2 separate regions of the Homo sapiens genome follow, and region 2 is linked to region 1. A link is an interaction called in ENCODE POLR2A ChIA-PET data of the cell type or tissue named here. Cell type or tissue: PC-9. All regions are shown on one strand. Each heading gives the region's core, and the rest is flanking DNA. Links, peaks and the distances in the headings are about the cores only.

Region 1 (7,794 bases), core at 2,795-7,794:
AGACAGTAATAGCAATGGCTGACTTTTGCTGAGAGCTTGTTCATGCTGGGCACTGTGCTAAGCTTCTGTGTATTCAGTCATTTGATGCTTGTGATCATCCTGTGTGGTGGGAACTGTCATTACTCCCATTTTACAGGAAAAGGAACTGAGGCCCAGAGAGGTTACTCAGCTTGCCCTAGGCAATACAGCCAAGAGTGGCAGAACCGGAATTTGAGTCCAGACTGTCTCACCCCAGGGTGCATGAGCACCACACACCAGTATGGCTGTCCTTCGCATTCCTGTGGTCTCTGCCGTGGATCTGGCTTATACCTTCCTCTGGGCAATGCATTCCCTGAATATCTTGTAATCCTTGGTTGCCAGTTCCTATTTAGGGTGTGGGGCACTGAGATAATTCCAGGGAACTTGGGTTTCACGAGGGAGCTTCTCTGTCTGCTGGCTTCTTGTTGAGGCCTCCGATGTGGTGTGGGGGCACTTCTCAGTGCTTGGGGGAGGCCTTTTCTTTGGAGGTACTGATTTTTTTTTTTTTTTCAAGAGAAGAATCCTTTGGTATTTTCGGTCTGGGGGCAGAGGTGATATTCAGAATAGTTTTGTTGTTGTTGTTGTTTTTGAGACAGAGTGTTGCTCTGTTGCCCAGACTGGAGTGCAGTGGCGAAATCTTGGCTCACTGCAATCTCCACCTCCCGAGTTCAGGCAATTCTCCTGCCTCAGCCTCCCAAGTATCTGGGATTACAGGTGTGTGCCACCAGGCCCAGTTAATTTTTGTATTTTTAGTAGAGGCGGGGTTTCACCATGTTGGCCAGACTGGTCTTGAGCTCTTGGCTTCAGGTGATCTGCCCGCCTCAGTCTCCCAAAGTGCTGGGGTTTACAGACATGAGCCACTGCACCCAGCCAATATTCAGAATGTTTTACAAGTTTCTCCAGACTATGTAGCTGGGTCAGAGTCCTTGGCAGGTGTTGCCCTTTCGTTCCTTTATCTCCTGGATTATAGTGTGGGCCAGAAGGTCCTAGGAGAGGGGTCTGGAGTCCCTCGGGGATTGAGGCAGATCAGATAGTCGCAACCGGGGCTATGTGCTTATTTCAGCATTTCAATGCCTGTCATTACTTATTGCCTCTAGGTGTGGAGTAGGGGGGATGCCTGACCCTGCACACCAGCTGTGTAGATGTGGGAGAGGGGTTTCTTCCAGATGCAGACTCTCAGTAATATCCCTTGTTTCTGCCTCCATGGCTCACTCCTGCCCTCCACTGATCTGGCCACTCTCTCAGCTCATCCCACTGATGACACCACGACGCTCTCTGAGAGACCATCCCCAAGCACAGACGTCCAGACAGACCCCCAGACCCTCAAGCCATCTGGTTAGTAACTGCCTCCCCAGACTGGAAACAGGCTATTTTCTGTTCACTGTGTATTTCCAGCACCTGGAGTACAGCCCAGCACAGAATAGTTCTCAGTAAAGACGTGATGGGAAAGTAAATGACTTCAAGCCAGGCAGAGGGTGGGCACATGATAAATGTCTGAATAGATAAGTGAATGCATAAATTATTGCTGCATACAAACCACCTAAAAACTCAGTGGCTTAAAAGGATAACCATTTATTTAGCTCTCATTTCTGCAATTTGGAAATCTAGGGTGTGCTCAGCTGGCTGGTTCTTCTGGTTTCAGCTGGACTTACTCATGCGTCTGAGGTCAGTTGTGGGTCAGCAAGGACCTCTGTTTCTAGGGGCAATTTGATTCTTTCCCTGGTGATCTTATCCACCACTTCCTGCCCAGTCAGCCCCCCAGTGAATGAATGGAAATGATACGCCCATGGGTCACATAGAGAGCCCATTCATCCATTCATTCAACAAATAGTCACTGAGTACTTGTGTGCTAGGCTAGTTCTAGGGGACAGAGATAGAGTGGTGAACAAGCCAGAAAAAATCTCTGCCCTCATGGAACTACTATTCTAGTGGTAAGAGAAACACAACAAGAAATAATCATAATTATGTATCAGTTGATTTCAACTTGCTATCAAGAAAAGTAAAGTAGGGTTAGAGAGTGACTGGGGAGTACAGGTTGAGTATTCCTTATCCAAAATGCTTTGGACCAGGAGACTTTCAGATTTCAGATTTTAGAATATTTGCATTATACTTACCAGTTCAACTTTCCTGACCCAAAAATCTGAAGTCCAAAATGTTCCAGTGGGCATTTCCTTTCGGTGTCATGTCAGACTGTTACTGGAAAGGGGTTCCGATCCAGACCCCAAGAAAGGGCTGTTGGATCTTGCACAAAAAAAGAATTCAGAGAGTCCATAGAGTTTATTTAGAAAGTAAAGGAATAAAGAATGGCTACTCTATAGGCAGAGCAGCCCCACAGGCTGCTGGTTGCCTGTTTTTATGGTTGTTTCTTCGTTATATGCTAAACAAGGGGTGGATTATTCATGAGTTTTCTGGGAAAGGGGTGGGCAATTCCCAGAACTGAGGATTCCTCCCCTTTTTATACTGTATAGGGTAACTTCCTGATGTTGCCATGGCATTTGAAACTGTCATGGTGCTGGTAGGAGTGCCTTTTAGCATGCTAATGTATTATAACTAATGTATAATGAGCTGTGAGGATGACCAGAGGTCACTGTCATTGCCATCTTGGTTTTGGTGGGTTTTAACTGGCTTCTTTACTGCAACCTGTTTTATCAGCAAGGCCTTTATGACCTGTATCTCGTGCCGACCTCCTATCTCATCCTGTGACTAACAATGTCTAACCTCTGGGGAATACAGCCCAGTAGGTCTCAGCCTTATTTTACCCTATTCGAGATGGAGTTGCTCTGGTTCAAACACCCCTGACATGACATCAAAAAGTGTCAGATTTGGGGACATTTTGGATTTTGGATTTGGGGATTAGGGATAGTCAACCTGTATTTCATATACAAAACCAGGGAGGGCCCCACTGGGAAGGGAGTGAAGGAGGGAGCCATGCGGATGTCTAGGGAAAGTGTGTTCCAGGCAGAGGAAACAGCCAGTGCAAAGGCCCTGAGGTGAGAAGGTGTCTGCATGTTCAACAGCAGGGAGGCCAGTAGGGCTGGAGTGCAGGGAGTGAGGGGGATAGGAAGGAAATGAGATTAGAGGAATAATGGGAGCCAGATTGTGTGCCATGGTGAAGATTTTGGGTTTTGTTCTAAGGGTACCCAGGTATCCCCCTTTCCTGACTTTGCCATTCACGTATTCACTTCACAAACCTTTGCTGAACCCTGACTTGCTCTTTGTCTGCCTCTCCAGGTTTTCATGAGGATGACCCCTTCTTCTATGGTAAGTTATCCACAGGAAGATGTGGGGGAAGGAAAGGTGAGGTCCGTCTGACTCTACCCCTTCATTTTTCTCTCTGCAGATGAACACACCCTCCGGAAACGGGGGCTGTTGGTCGCAGCTGTGCTGTTCATCACAGGCATCATCATCCTCACCAGTGAGAACTGGGGTTGGGTGGGAAGGACACCAAGACCAGGAGGGGGACTTATGACGGAGGGCTGGGTTCTCAAAGGTCCCTGGGCAATTTTGTTTTAAATGAGGTATCTATTAGCTGCATATACATACAAACCACCACAGAATTCAGTGGTTTAAAATAATGACCATTTATTGAGCTCTCAATACCACAGTTTGGAAACATAGGCTGGGCTCAGCTGGGTGATTCTTCTGGTCTCAACTGGATTTACTCTTGCATCTGAGTTCAGTTGTGGGTCAGCAGGAAACTTTGTTTCTGGGGTGCCTTGGCTCTTTGCCACATCATCTTATCCTTCACTAAGCTAGCCTGGGCTTGTTCGCATGGTGGTGGCAGGGATCTAAGATAGAGTGAATGCATGCAGGCTCAGAACTGGCCATTATCACTTCTGCCTCATTCCATAGGTCAAAGCAAGTCATGAGGCTGGGTTTCATTCAAGGAAATAGACTCCACCTCTTGATGGGAAGATAGGCAAAGTCACATGGCAAAGGACATGGATACTGACAGGGAGGGGTAGAGACTAAGGGCCATTTGGCGGTCAGCATACCACCCCAGCAGTCACAAGCCCACTGCACCCAGGCCTGGCAGGGAACAAGGGCTGAAAAAGGCTGTGTCAGGAGGAGATAACTGAGGATTAAATGCCTCATGGAACAACCCCACCCACTCAATCCAGCAAGAATAGAGGCTTGAAGCAGCCAGAGTAACTACTCTTTTAAGAGCTTAATGTTTCTGTAAAATCTTTTGGTACTCAAATGTTGACAGCTGTGTTGATCAGGGTCATGGCAGGTGGCAGAAGGACCTGCAAACGATTAACTGGAGAAAGTTTAATAGAGTGATATCTCTGGAGGTACAGGCAGGGCAATGAGATGGTGCAGTGCCCTAGGACTAGCAAGGATGGGGACCTGTTATCCCCCAGCCTGAGGGACAAGAGGAGGCACTGGCTTTGCAGGAGGCCTGGTGAGAGATGGAACTGGAGGTGGGGCTGCTGGCAGGAGCTGTGGCCTCAGAAAGAGGGTTCCAGCCACTGCCTCACTTGTGACCAAACCAGGAGGGAGCAGGGGTGGTGGGGATCAGATACCTAAACCTCCCTCTCCTCCCACCCCCCTGTCTCCTGCCAATGCTTAACCAGAGGGCAAGGGGCCCAGGGCCCCATGCAGGGAGAGGAAGTTGTGGGGAAAGGCAGAATAACAAGCAGAGAAACTAATTTTTTAAAAAGGTTTTTAAAATGTTGTGGGTGAAATAAAACACGAGCTATCAGTTAATCTGTATAACCAATGCCAAGTTTCATTACCTCTCTTGTCCAACTTCCTCATCAAGAAAATGAGCATAGCCACATCTTTTTTTGCCTTAAGGGGAGAGGCAGAATTCTAACAATCATAAGACATGATTCCTGATGTGTGCGTGATCCCCACTGAATCTGAGAGTCAAGCACTGTTGCCTCGGTCATACAACATGTATGTGTTGATCCTGACTTTGCACCAGGTCCTATTCTCACCCCAGTGGAGAAGTTAAGGCTCAGAGAGTTAAGGAGTTTGCCTAAGGTCACACAGCACAGAAGAGTCAGTAAATTCATTTGCTGGCGGGACACGGTGGCTCACTCCTGTAATCCCAGTACTTTGGGAGGCCAAGGTGGGAGGATGGCTTGAGCCCAGGGGTTCAAGACCAGCATGGGCAAAATAGCAAGACCCTATCTCTACACAAATAATTTTTTTTACTTAAAAAAAAAAAAGAATCAGTGAAGGATTGGACCCAGGTTTGTGTGAGAGCAGAGCCTGAACGTTAGCTCTGGGGCCATGTATTTTTCCAACAGCAAATATTTGTGGGCTCCTAGTCTGTGCCAAACCTGTGCTGGGTGATGCTGGGGGCATGGTGGTGACAAGCAGCCCTGGTCCCTGTCCTCAGGAGCTCACATCTGGTCGAAGATGATAAGCAAATAAATGCATGAATGAGTGGATACAGAGAAAGATATTTGCCAAATAAAGCAGAGTGACAGGGAAGAGAGGGGTGGGGAGAGAAGCCCTCCCTGGAGTGGTGAAATTGGAACTGATCCCTGATGATGAGATGAATCACCAGGTAGAGAGAGCAGCAAGTGCCAAGCCCTGGAGGCAGGAATGAGCTGCGCCCATTGCTATAGCAGCAGAGGAGGCAAAGTAGCCAGGACAGGGTAGGTTGGGGGAGAGGAGAAGACGAGGCCAGAGAGCTGAGGGGCTGGAGGAGGCAAGGGTGGCAGGTGTTTTCTAAAGTACCCTTGGCTTCTAAGTTCCCCCTCCCTCACTCTGGAGCAGCCACAGATGAGTCTCTGGAACCCATCTGTGTCCTCGTACCTCAAGGCCTTTGCGCTGCTGTTCCCTCTGCCTGTAACACCCTTCCTCCAGGTGTCTCCCTTACGTCCTTCAGACCTTTGTTCAAATGTCACCTCCTTGGCAGGCCACAGTGGTTCACGTATGTAATCCCAGGACTTTGGGAGGCTGAGGCAGGTGGATCCCTTGAGGCCAGGAGTTCAAGACCAGCTTGGCCAACATGGTGAAACCCTGTCTTTACTAAAAATACAAAAATTAGCTGGGCTTGGTGGCACATGCCTGTCATCCCAGCTACTCGGGAGGCTGAGGCGGGAGAATCGCTTGAATCCAGGAGGTGGGGGTTGCAGTGAGCTGAGATTGTGCCACTGCATTCCAGCCTGGGTGACACAGCAAGACTCTGTCTCAAAAAAAAAAAAAAAAAGTAACCTCCTCATTGAAGCCCCAGTAGCCATCCCTGTGAGGATGAGCCCAGCTCCTGGGCCTCCATGCCTCCTTCCTGGCCTTATTTCCCTTTGTAGGACTTAACACCCTCCCACTTAGCACCTTCATACATTTGATTTTGTAATTTTTCTCCTTGTTGGTCTTTCCCCATAGAAAGACAACTCTGCCAGGGCAGGGATTTTTTTCTTTGTCCTCAACTGTGTTCTTAGTGCCTGAATGAATGAATAAGTGAGATACAAAATAATGGGAGTTTCCAAACGGCTCATCTGTGAGCCTGTGTGGGAAGGGCCTCTCGCAGGGCCCCAGCACTGGCTGTTCTCGGTGTGTTTCTCCATCATTTGTTTATGGAGTTGCCTTTGAGTTTCCCGAGGGGCAGGGTTGATCAATCTGGTTCCCCAGCCCCACAACACACGATAAGAATCAATATCACTCTAGCTCGTGACTGAATCATTTCCTTCACCCACAGGTGGCAAGTGCAGGCAGCTGTCCCGGTTATGCCGGAATCGTTGCAGGTGAGTCCATCAGAAACAGGAGCTGACAACCTGCTGGGCACCCGAAGACCAAGCCCCCTGCCAGCTCACCGTGCCCAGCCTCCTGCATCCCCTCGAAGAGCCTGGCCAGAGAGGGAAGACACAGATGATGAAGCTGGAGCCAGGGCTGCCGGTCCGAGTCTCCTACCTCCCCCAACCCTGCCCGCCCCTGAAGGCTACCTGGCGCCTTGGGGGCTGTCCCTCAAGTTATCTCCTCTGCTAAGACAAAAAGTAAAGCACTGTGGTCTTTGCCCCAGGATCTCTGATCATTTGGGACAGGGGAGTGGAAAGAGGAGGCAGGGGCTGCCTCAGGGCCCTCAAGGAATAAAGCAAAGGCCGGACGTGGTGGCCCACACCTATAACCCCAGCACTTTGGGAGGCTAAGGCGGGAGGATCACTTGAGGCCAGTAGTTCAAGACTAGTCTGGGCAACATAGTGAGACCTTGACTCTACAAAAAATAAAAATATTAGCTGGGCATGGTGGTGCGTGCCTAGAGTCCCAGCTACTCAGGAGGCTGAGGCAGGAGAACTGCTTGAGCCCAGGAGGTCGAGACTGTAGTGAGCTGTGATTGCACCACTATATTCCTGCCTGGGTGACAGAGTGAGATCCTGTTTCTAAAAAAGAAAAATATAACAAGCCAAGGCAGGGAATAAAGTTAGGGAAGCCAGTCTAGTGTGTGGCAGACAGGATGGCGGTGGGCGGTTGCAGGTGAGTCTGTGTGCTGGGTGACTGGCCAGAGAGAGAGTCAGGGCTGGCTTCTGCCTGCAGTCAGTTTGAGAACACTGGCGTGGTCCCCATAAGGGAGCAGGTACCCAGTGTCAGCTCACCCCTAACATTTTTAAGGGTTTGGAGGTCCCAGATCACAGGGATCCCCTCTCCTTCCTACTTCTAGTCCCTTCCCACACCGGGAGGGGCCTTGCACACATGAGTGTGGATGCCACAGCCTGCACCTCCAAGCTCTATCCACAGCCCCCAATACACAAATGGCCACCCTCCAGGGCACTTCTTGGCTTAGGAATGTGTCCACCAAGAAGGCCCTGCAGGCCCCAGCATGGG
Region 2 (7,794 bases), core at 1,614-6,613, 270 kb after region 1:
TTGACTGGGCCATGCTAAAAAATGAACAGGAATTTGATATAGTCCAGTGTGGAGGTGGAGAGGGAGGGAGGTGAAGAAAGAACAGAAGGAAGGGGTAAGACACACTGAGGAGCAGATGGAAGTTACCTGAGGGGATCCTCCAAAGAAGAAAGGGTGGGCTATGCAAACAGTGGATGTAAAAAGACGCCTGGAAGAAGTTAGGACTTGGATTTCTAGGAGAGATTAATTCGACTTGTAGGAGCAGGGATTTGGGGAGAGGCAGAGGGCTCTGCTGCCTCTGAAAGAGCTCACCGAGTGCGCTCCCTCTCTCTGACTAAGGACCCCTGTGGATAAGAAAGCTCTCTGCCCTAGAGAAGAAGAGCAGTCAAGGTGCTTACAGGCTCTTTCCCGAAGACTGAAGACCTTTCCCAGGGTGGACTGTGGTGCCCTTCCCTGTGCAGGCACCCTGACCACTGTGTGTTCAGAGAAGAGGGATGTGGCACACACACCTGAGAAGCACTGGGACTCCTGCGAGACCAAGTGGGAGGTTGCCACTCCTGGGGACCATCTGATGGGAAGCAGCGGTGAAGAAAAGGGAATGGCGTCTGGATGTGGATGGAGGCAGGTGCTTCTACTGCTGCCCGGCCAGAGAGGAGCATCCCCAGAGGGTCCGTCCCTAGCCAGGCTGGAAGCTTGTCTCTGCGCATCTGGTCCCCTCTCGAAGCAGTTCTCAAAAGCCGTTGAGACACACTGCTGGGATGTGGCAACACACCAAGAGGCAAGAAATGTAAGTCCATGGTTCCTGGTAATACTGAAAAAACTAGGCTTTGGAAGTTTAAGTAAACAAAGAAATGAGAGGATATAAGGTAAGCTGTTACAACGTCACTGTCAGTTATGAGTATTCTGTTATGCTTTCTTTTGAGCCAGTCTCGCTCTTTTGCCCAGGCTAGAGTACAGTGGCATGATCTCGGCTCACTGCAACCTTTGCCTCCCGGGTTCAAGCGATTCTCCTGCCTCAGCCTCCTGAGTCACTGGGATTACACATGCCCGCCACCACACCCAGCTAAATTTTTTTGTATTTTAGTACAGACAGGGTTTCACCATGTTGCCCAGGGTGGTCTCAAACTCCTGAGCTCAGGCAATCCGCCCACCTCAGCCTCGCAAAGTGCTAGGATTACAGGTGTGGGCCATCATGCCTGGCCCCCATTACACTTTCTAGAGAGAGGAAGAAGTACTAACCTCACAGTGCAGACTGGAGACTGCACAGCACATGCGCAGATGGTCTTGACAGAGGATGCCTCCCTCTGTGCTGGGGAACTCATCCTTGCCCATTCAGTTTCCGTGGCTCAAGCAGGCTGATGTCAGCCCTTGGCGATGCTGTTGGCGTGTGTGACCCACAAATCATTCAGAGGCAGCAGAGCCAGCCTGGAGATCCGGGCTGTGACTTCAGGACAGGAGACCCTCTCTCTGCACAGGTTATTATCCTAAACTGCCAAAGGTCACTGCGTGAAGCAATTTTACTAAGAGCCACCAAACCCCTCTCTTCCCTCCAACCAAGTTCATTCACCCTTCTCAGAAGAGCCCAAGAGACCTCTGTGAGAGTAAGACAGGAGTTGGCGATGGTGCAATTTGCAGAACGCCATGTTTGTTAGCGCCTTGTCTTCATGTGGCCGGAGGGCACTCCTGAAGCTTCAAACTCCTGTAAAAACGCTTCCTGTCCAGGGAGGGTGGTATGGGAAGTCTGAGGTGGCTGGGAGAGGAACTGGCGAAGTAAGGAGTTGGAGCAGGAGTCAGAGAGACATGGGATGGGGAAACTCACAAGCAGACTCCACCCCAGTCAGGGAACCTCACTCACCGTTCCATTAAGGGCTGGAAAAGGAGGCACCGACAGGTGTCTCACAGAAGCGAATGGTAGCTGTTCAGGAGGCTGGACCCAGGAAAAAGGACATAAAATCGGGGAGGTGCCTCACCCTAATTTTTCTCAACTCCAGCAGAACCTTCTTAGAGAGCCTCACTCAATTCCACATTTCTCCTCCTCTCAGACAAGCCCGGCAGCTCCGTCCACGTCCTTTGCTGAATGGAGCCAGCGTGGTCACTTCTGCCCTATCGAGGAAGCTGAAGGCCCTGGCCCATCTCTGACAGCTCAGGGCACAGGAAAGCCTTGCCTCTGCCTAGTCTGCCCTCTGCTTCCCCACCAGCGTCATCTGTGGCCCACGGCTCTTGGCTGGACCTGCACTGAAGGACACAGCTGCTCCGAGCTACACAACAGGGTGGCTGTCCCTCCGCCCTCCATGTGTGGTGGCTGCTGCAGCAGGATACAGCCAGCCTCCTGGCTGCTATCCCACAGTGCTATGGTTGATTGCGTTCTTACACTGGAAGATAAACAGTGCTTGTGTCAAAGAAAATAGAAACAAGGCCGAGCATGGTGGCTCATGCCTGTAATCCCAGCACTTTGGGAGGCGGAGGTGGGCAGATCACTTGAGGTCAGGAGTTTGAGATCAGCCTGTCCAACATGGCGAAACCCCATCTCTACTAAAAATATAAAAATTAGCTGGGTGTGTTGGCATGCGCCTGTAACCCCAGCTACTCGGGAGGCAGAAGCAGAAGAATTGCTTGAAACCGGGAGGCAGAGGTTGTAGTGAGCCAAGATCGCACCACTGCACTCCAGCCTGGGAGTGCTCATATGAGCACTCACTCTACAGAGACCCTGTCTCACAAAAATAAATAAATAAATAAATAAATAAAATAAATAGATAAAAAAAAGAGGTAGAAGCTGGAAAAGTGGTTATCTTAGGAGTGGAAGGTTTGCTGACTGAGAGGGAATAAAAGGGCCTCTAGGGTGCTGAAAATGGCCTGCATCTCAACCTGGGTGGTCATACACAAATGTACAGATATGTTAACATGCATCCAGCTGTATCCCTAAGTTGAGCTCACCTTTTTGTATGTATGTTACCTGTTAATAACACAATTGATAAAAGCCCCCTCTAAAATCCCACATCTTCCTATGGCTACCATAGATATTTTAGGCTTATAATTGGTTTTGCTCCCCATATTTGCTATTCAAGATCTGTATAATTTTGGAACTCTCCCCTTTTTCCTTGCCAACAGGGTCCCAATTTTGTTAGGTTCGGGAAGTGCCCAATTAATACTCATTTGCCCAAACTCTCTTGCGGCTAGGAATTGCCATGAGATACAATGTCAGCCAGTTGGAAATAAGTACACATCTGCTGGGTAGGGCTTCCAGAAAAGCTATCATTTTCCTTTTTCCTTCTTTAGAGACAAGGTCTCGCTGTGTGGCCCAGGCTGGAGTACAGTGGTGCCATCACAGCTCACTGCAGCCTCCCATTCCCAGGCTCAAGCGATCCTCCCACCTCAGCCTCCCAAGTAGCTGGAACTATAAGAGTGCACCACCACACCCAACTAGATTTTTTTTTTATTTTTTGTAGAGATAGGGGGTCTCACTCTGTTGCCCAGGCAGGTCTCGAACCCTTGGCCTCAAGCGATCCTCTTGCCTCGGCCTCTCAAAGTGCTGGAATTACAGGCGTGAGCCACTGCATCTAGAAAAGTTGTCATTTTCCTGCTTGAAAAAGGGATAGATCCATCTCTCATACGTCTTTTGCTCTCTGTCCTCCCTGCCCCCTGTTTTTCTGCTCAGAATGTAGATGCTTCTTAGGACCATGAAGCGAAAGCCAAGATCTGGGGATAGTGAAACAGATAGCCAGAGGACCCCAGGCTGTGGATGGATGAGTGATCCTGAGCAGCAGCCGTGGACATGGGTTCCCTAATTCCTTCATGTCCCATGAGAAAAATAAACCTCTATGTGTTTAAGTCTCTGTTATTTGGGCATATTTGACAGTCCTCAAATGAGATATAAGGGTTTTATCTTCATAAATGGCAAAGACTTCTAGAGACAGAAGGGAAGGCTTCTGGGTGCTAATTCACTGTGGCTTCATATCATCAAGTAGCAAGGGCTCAAGGAAAAAAAAAAGTGGGGGAAGGAATCCCCAAGACATTCCCAAAATTAAGACTACATTCTCCCCTCCCACCTTCTCCTGAGAGCAGTCTTCCCTGCTTCCTATGGAATCTGAATTCTTCTGGCATTGGAAAAGGCTCAGGGAAGATGGCTCAACGTGAAGAGGATCTCAGTTCACGTAAACTTTACCAAGAGCGGGTCTTAGAGTGTTATGTCCACTGCATCACTGTTTCTCAATCTATTTTTAACCACTTCCCACTTCTGATAAACAGAAACTTTACTTTCTGGTTTGCATTAAGAAAACCAGGGCTTTTCTCTCTCTCTTGGAAAATTTCCAAGCATTTTGAAACGTGCTGCCAACTCCCCGGGTGTGACACCCGGGAGTTTCTGATATCCTCCCTGCACTTCCTGAAAATCTGCCGTCTAATTTAAGTTTCCTAAGATTCTGCAAAGCAGACAGAAACCCTGGTGACTCCAGCGATACCACAACTCTTAGGGGAAGATGAGTCATGTATGTGGCAGAAGCAGGTAATGGAGGAAAACAGAGACAAGGTTGGGCTGGGGAAAGGAACACAGAGCAACTAGTTTTGCCCCCCATCTGGTGTGTCTTTTGCAGGATCAGCCAGCACCTGACTGCAAGTTTCCGCCTCCAGACACTCTGCTGCCTCTCCTCCCTGGCTCAGGGTCAGCACTGAAAATCAGCCCAAGGAAACGACCAGCTGCCTTCTGGCCCTTATCAAGGGTGGTGTGAACCCGCGCTAGCTACCCAGGGGTCTGGCCCGGAAGCGGCAGGGGGAGGGCTTTTTAGTCCTGTGTCTAGTCCAGTGGTCACCTCTGCACGGACAGCAGATGGAGAAGGGGGCTCGGGGAAGGAGGAAAAGGTCAGGCAACCTCTCCAGGATTCCTGGAATAAACATTCCTCCTCCCAAGCTCTTCATTCTGTTTCACAATCAAATCCAGAGTCTTATAAGCATTCATGGAAACCATGAAAGCAAACAACTTGGTAAACGGTAGACAGAAACAGTAAATAGAATCTTCCCTCTACTTCCTGTGTATCCAGAATGTTTAGAGACAGGGAGTGGGGACTGACGACAGATTGCAGCATCTGGGATCTGGGGCTATGGCAGGAACGAGGACATGTGGAAGGCTGGGAGTTGCCTGGGTCTTGGGAGTCTGGGGTTGAAGGTTACTCCTTCATGGTTTCAGGGAAAGAGTGAAGACCACTGGCAAGAAGCCTGGTAACCACACAGACACACCCTGCAGGAAGCAGTTGACACCATCTCACACCCTGACCTGTCCCCCATGTCCTCCTCTGTGGGATGCACAGGACTTCCAGGGGCCACCAAAGAAGTTGGGTCTAACCGGGGCCCTCACAGTACAGTGGCGAGTGTAGTGCGGTGGTAAAGACCATGGACTCCAGCCGGGCGCGGGGGCTCACGCCTGTAATCCCCACACTCTGGAAGGCCAAGGTGTGCAGATCGCTTGAGTCCAAAAGTTCAAGACCAGCCTGGGCACATGGTGAAACCCCGTCTCTACAAAAAATACAAGCATTAGCCGGGCATGGTGGCGCACTGTAATCTTGTAATCCCAGCTACTCGGGAGGCTGAAGTGGGAGGATTTCTGAAGTCGCAGGTTTCAGTGAGCCAAGATAGTGCCACTGTACTCCAGCCTGGGTGACAGAGTGAGACCCTGTCTAAAAAAAAAAAAAAAAAATTAGCCAGGCATGCTGGCGTGCACCTGTAATTCCAGCTACTCCAGAGGCTGAGGCAGGAGAATCACTTGAGCGTGGGAGGCAGAGATTTCAGTAAGCCATGATTGTGCCCCTGCACTCCAGCCTGGGCAACAGAGCGAGACCCTGTCTAAAAAAATAAAAAATAAAAAAAGCCCATGGACTTTTTAGTTCAGAGTTCAGTTCCTCCGTCCACCAGATGCATGACTCCAGGCAAATCACTTCTTTCTCTACATACTTCAGCTTCCTCGTCCGTTAAAGGGGATGAGTGTGTAACTTCCTAGGATGTTTTAAGATTTACATGAGTTCATCTTTGCAAAGCTTTTTGCATGGCACTTGATACACAGTGTCATACAATACAATAAATGTTGGCTGCCATGTCTGCTATGTCCTCTGTCTGTTGTAATGAATTGCCAAAAACTTGGTGGCTTAACATAACAGAAATTTATTCTCTCACAGTACTGAAGACTAGAAGTCCAAAACCAGTGTCACGGGGCTGAAATCAAGGTGCAGGGTCTCCTAATTTTCCCTCCTTTTTCCTCTGTCCTGACCAAGAAACAGAGTGCCTTGACCAACCTGCGACCCAGCCAGCTGCGTGTTTTCTCTGCAGACTTGAACCCAAGCCAGGGCTTGAACATTCCCAGGCACTGATAAAGGTGTTTAGACACTGAAAGAAACCAGCCCTGGCCCTGGGCCAAATTCCTTAAACCCTCATGCAAACCCCTCCCTTGCCCCCTCCCTTTTCTCTCATTGTTCGTCTTGAGGATGCTGCAGCCCACTCTGCAAATTCCCCTCCGAAATGCTTTGCACTAATCACCCTGGCATTTGGTGCTTCTTGCTTTGGGAACCCATCTGGCCCCCTCTTGGGATGGTTTGGGGAACTCCTCGACAGAAACTCCCTTGCCACAGCTTTTCGGGGTGACTCCAGCCAGATCCGGCTGGGATGGAACACAGGTGTTCAGCAGGATTCCATTTCTCCGGAGGCTCTTGAGAAAATCCATTCTTTGCCTCTTCCAGCTTCTGGTGGGCGCTAGCTTGCAGCTACATCACTCCGGTCCTCCAGGATCACAGCATCTTCTCCCCTTCTGTCTGATTTCTCCCTCTACCTCTTTCTTTTTGTGATTACATTTAGGACCATCTCAGATAGTCCAAGATTATCTCCCCATCTAAAGATTCTTTTTTTTTTTTTGAGACGGAGTCTCACTCTGTTGCCAGGCTAGAGTGCAGTGGCACGATCTCTGCTCACTGCAGCCTCCACTTCCCGTATTCAAGTGATTCTCCTGCCTCAGCCTCTGGAGTAGCTGGGATTACAGGATTACAGATGCACACCACCATGCCTGGCTAAGTTTTTGGATTTTTAATAGAGATGAGACGGGGTTTTGCCATATTGGCCAGGCTGGTCTCGAACTCCTGGCCTCAAGTGATCTGCCTGCCTCGGCCTCCCAAAGTGCTGGGAACACAGGTGTGAGCCAATGCGCCCAGTTCTGCCTCCTCCTTTTTGTGATTATGTTTAGGGCCATCTCAGATAGTCCAAGATGACCTCCCCATCTCAAGCTTCTTAATCCCAATGCAAAGTCCCTTTTGGCCGTGGTTCCAGGGATTAGGATATGGGTCTCTTTTGGGGGGACCATCATTTGGCCACCACAGCTGGTGTGATTGGCCAGGAGTGAAGTCTAATAAACAGGACTCAGGTGGACGGAGAGTGGAGGAAGGAGAGGTCTCTGCAGAGAGAGGTTGGGGTATGGCTACCGGCAGTGGGTGGGAACAACCACAGAGGCCCACCACCAAGGCCACAGAGACAGAGTCTGCAGAGTTCTCCCAAGAAGCTAGCCTTGAGACGCTCCTTTTAATTTTCTTCTTCAGCAATGTACCAGCCCGGGGATGGGTTCTGCAGGGACTGTGGAAGTGAAGGACCCCACGACTGGAGTGACAGGGGAGGCTGCATAATAGACAACTAAAAGAGAAGATGCACGGAGGGGGGTGGGCATAAACTGTTACCTTCACAGTGGGTGAGCTCCTCTGGTGAGGCCTCTGCAGGGCTCAAAAAAGGTGATACGCAAATGAACTCAGGGGAACTGCACTGGCACAGGGGCCATTACGTCTCAAAGTCCAT

Evidence for each region. Peaks named below come from ENCODE experiments on the same cell type or tissue, not always from the same donor. Only the 100,000 strongest peaks of a DNase experiment are listed, where the experiment ranks them.
Region 2: POLR2A ChIA-PET joins it to region 1 with 19 read pairs; 2 of 35 experiments call an interaction of 5 or more read pairs at or near these places.

Annotation. Positions count from the first base shown.
Region 1 is chr19:35,162,893-35,170,686 of GRCh38, forward strand. It overlaps FXYD5 (FXYD domain containing ion transport regulator 5), which reads left to right. Exons shown (of 9, transcript NM_014164.6): 6 at 1,264-1,353; 7 at 3,250-3,279; 8 at 3,359-3,433; 9 at 6,674-6,989. The coding sequence ends at 6,723. Among named protein-coding and RNA genes, the nearest start is that of FXYD5, 12 kb to the left of the region's middle. In PC-9, for the core only: no CTCF peak of the experiment used is centred there; DNase peaks (open chromatin) are centred at 5,519, 6,219 and 6,639; H3K4me3 peaks cover 918 bases; H3K27ac peaks cover 5,000 bases.
Region 2 is chr19:35,432,371-35,440,164 of GRCh38, forward strand. LOC101927522 (a long non-coding RNA gene) reads right to left here and starts at 2,283. Exons shown (of 7, transcript NR_187751.1): 1 at 1,950-2,283; 2 at 1,219-1,468; 3 at 489-732. RefSeq lists enhancers at 524-1,723, 4,173-5,136, 5,137-6,098 and a silencer at 4,257-4,551. In PC-9, for the core only: no CTCF peak of the experiment used is centred there; a DNase peak (open chromatin) is centred at 4,401; H3K27ac peaks cover 1,293 bases.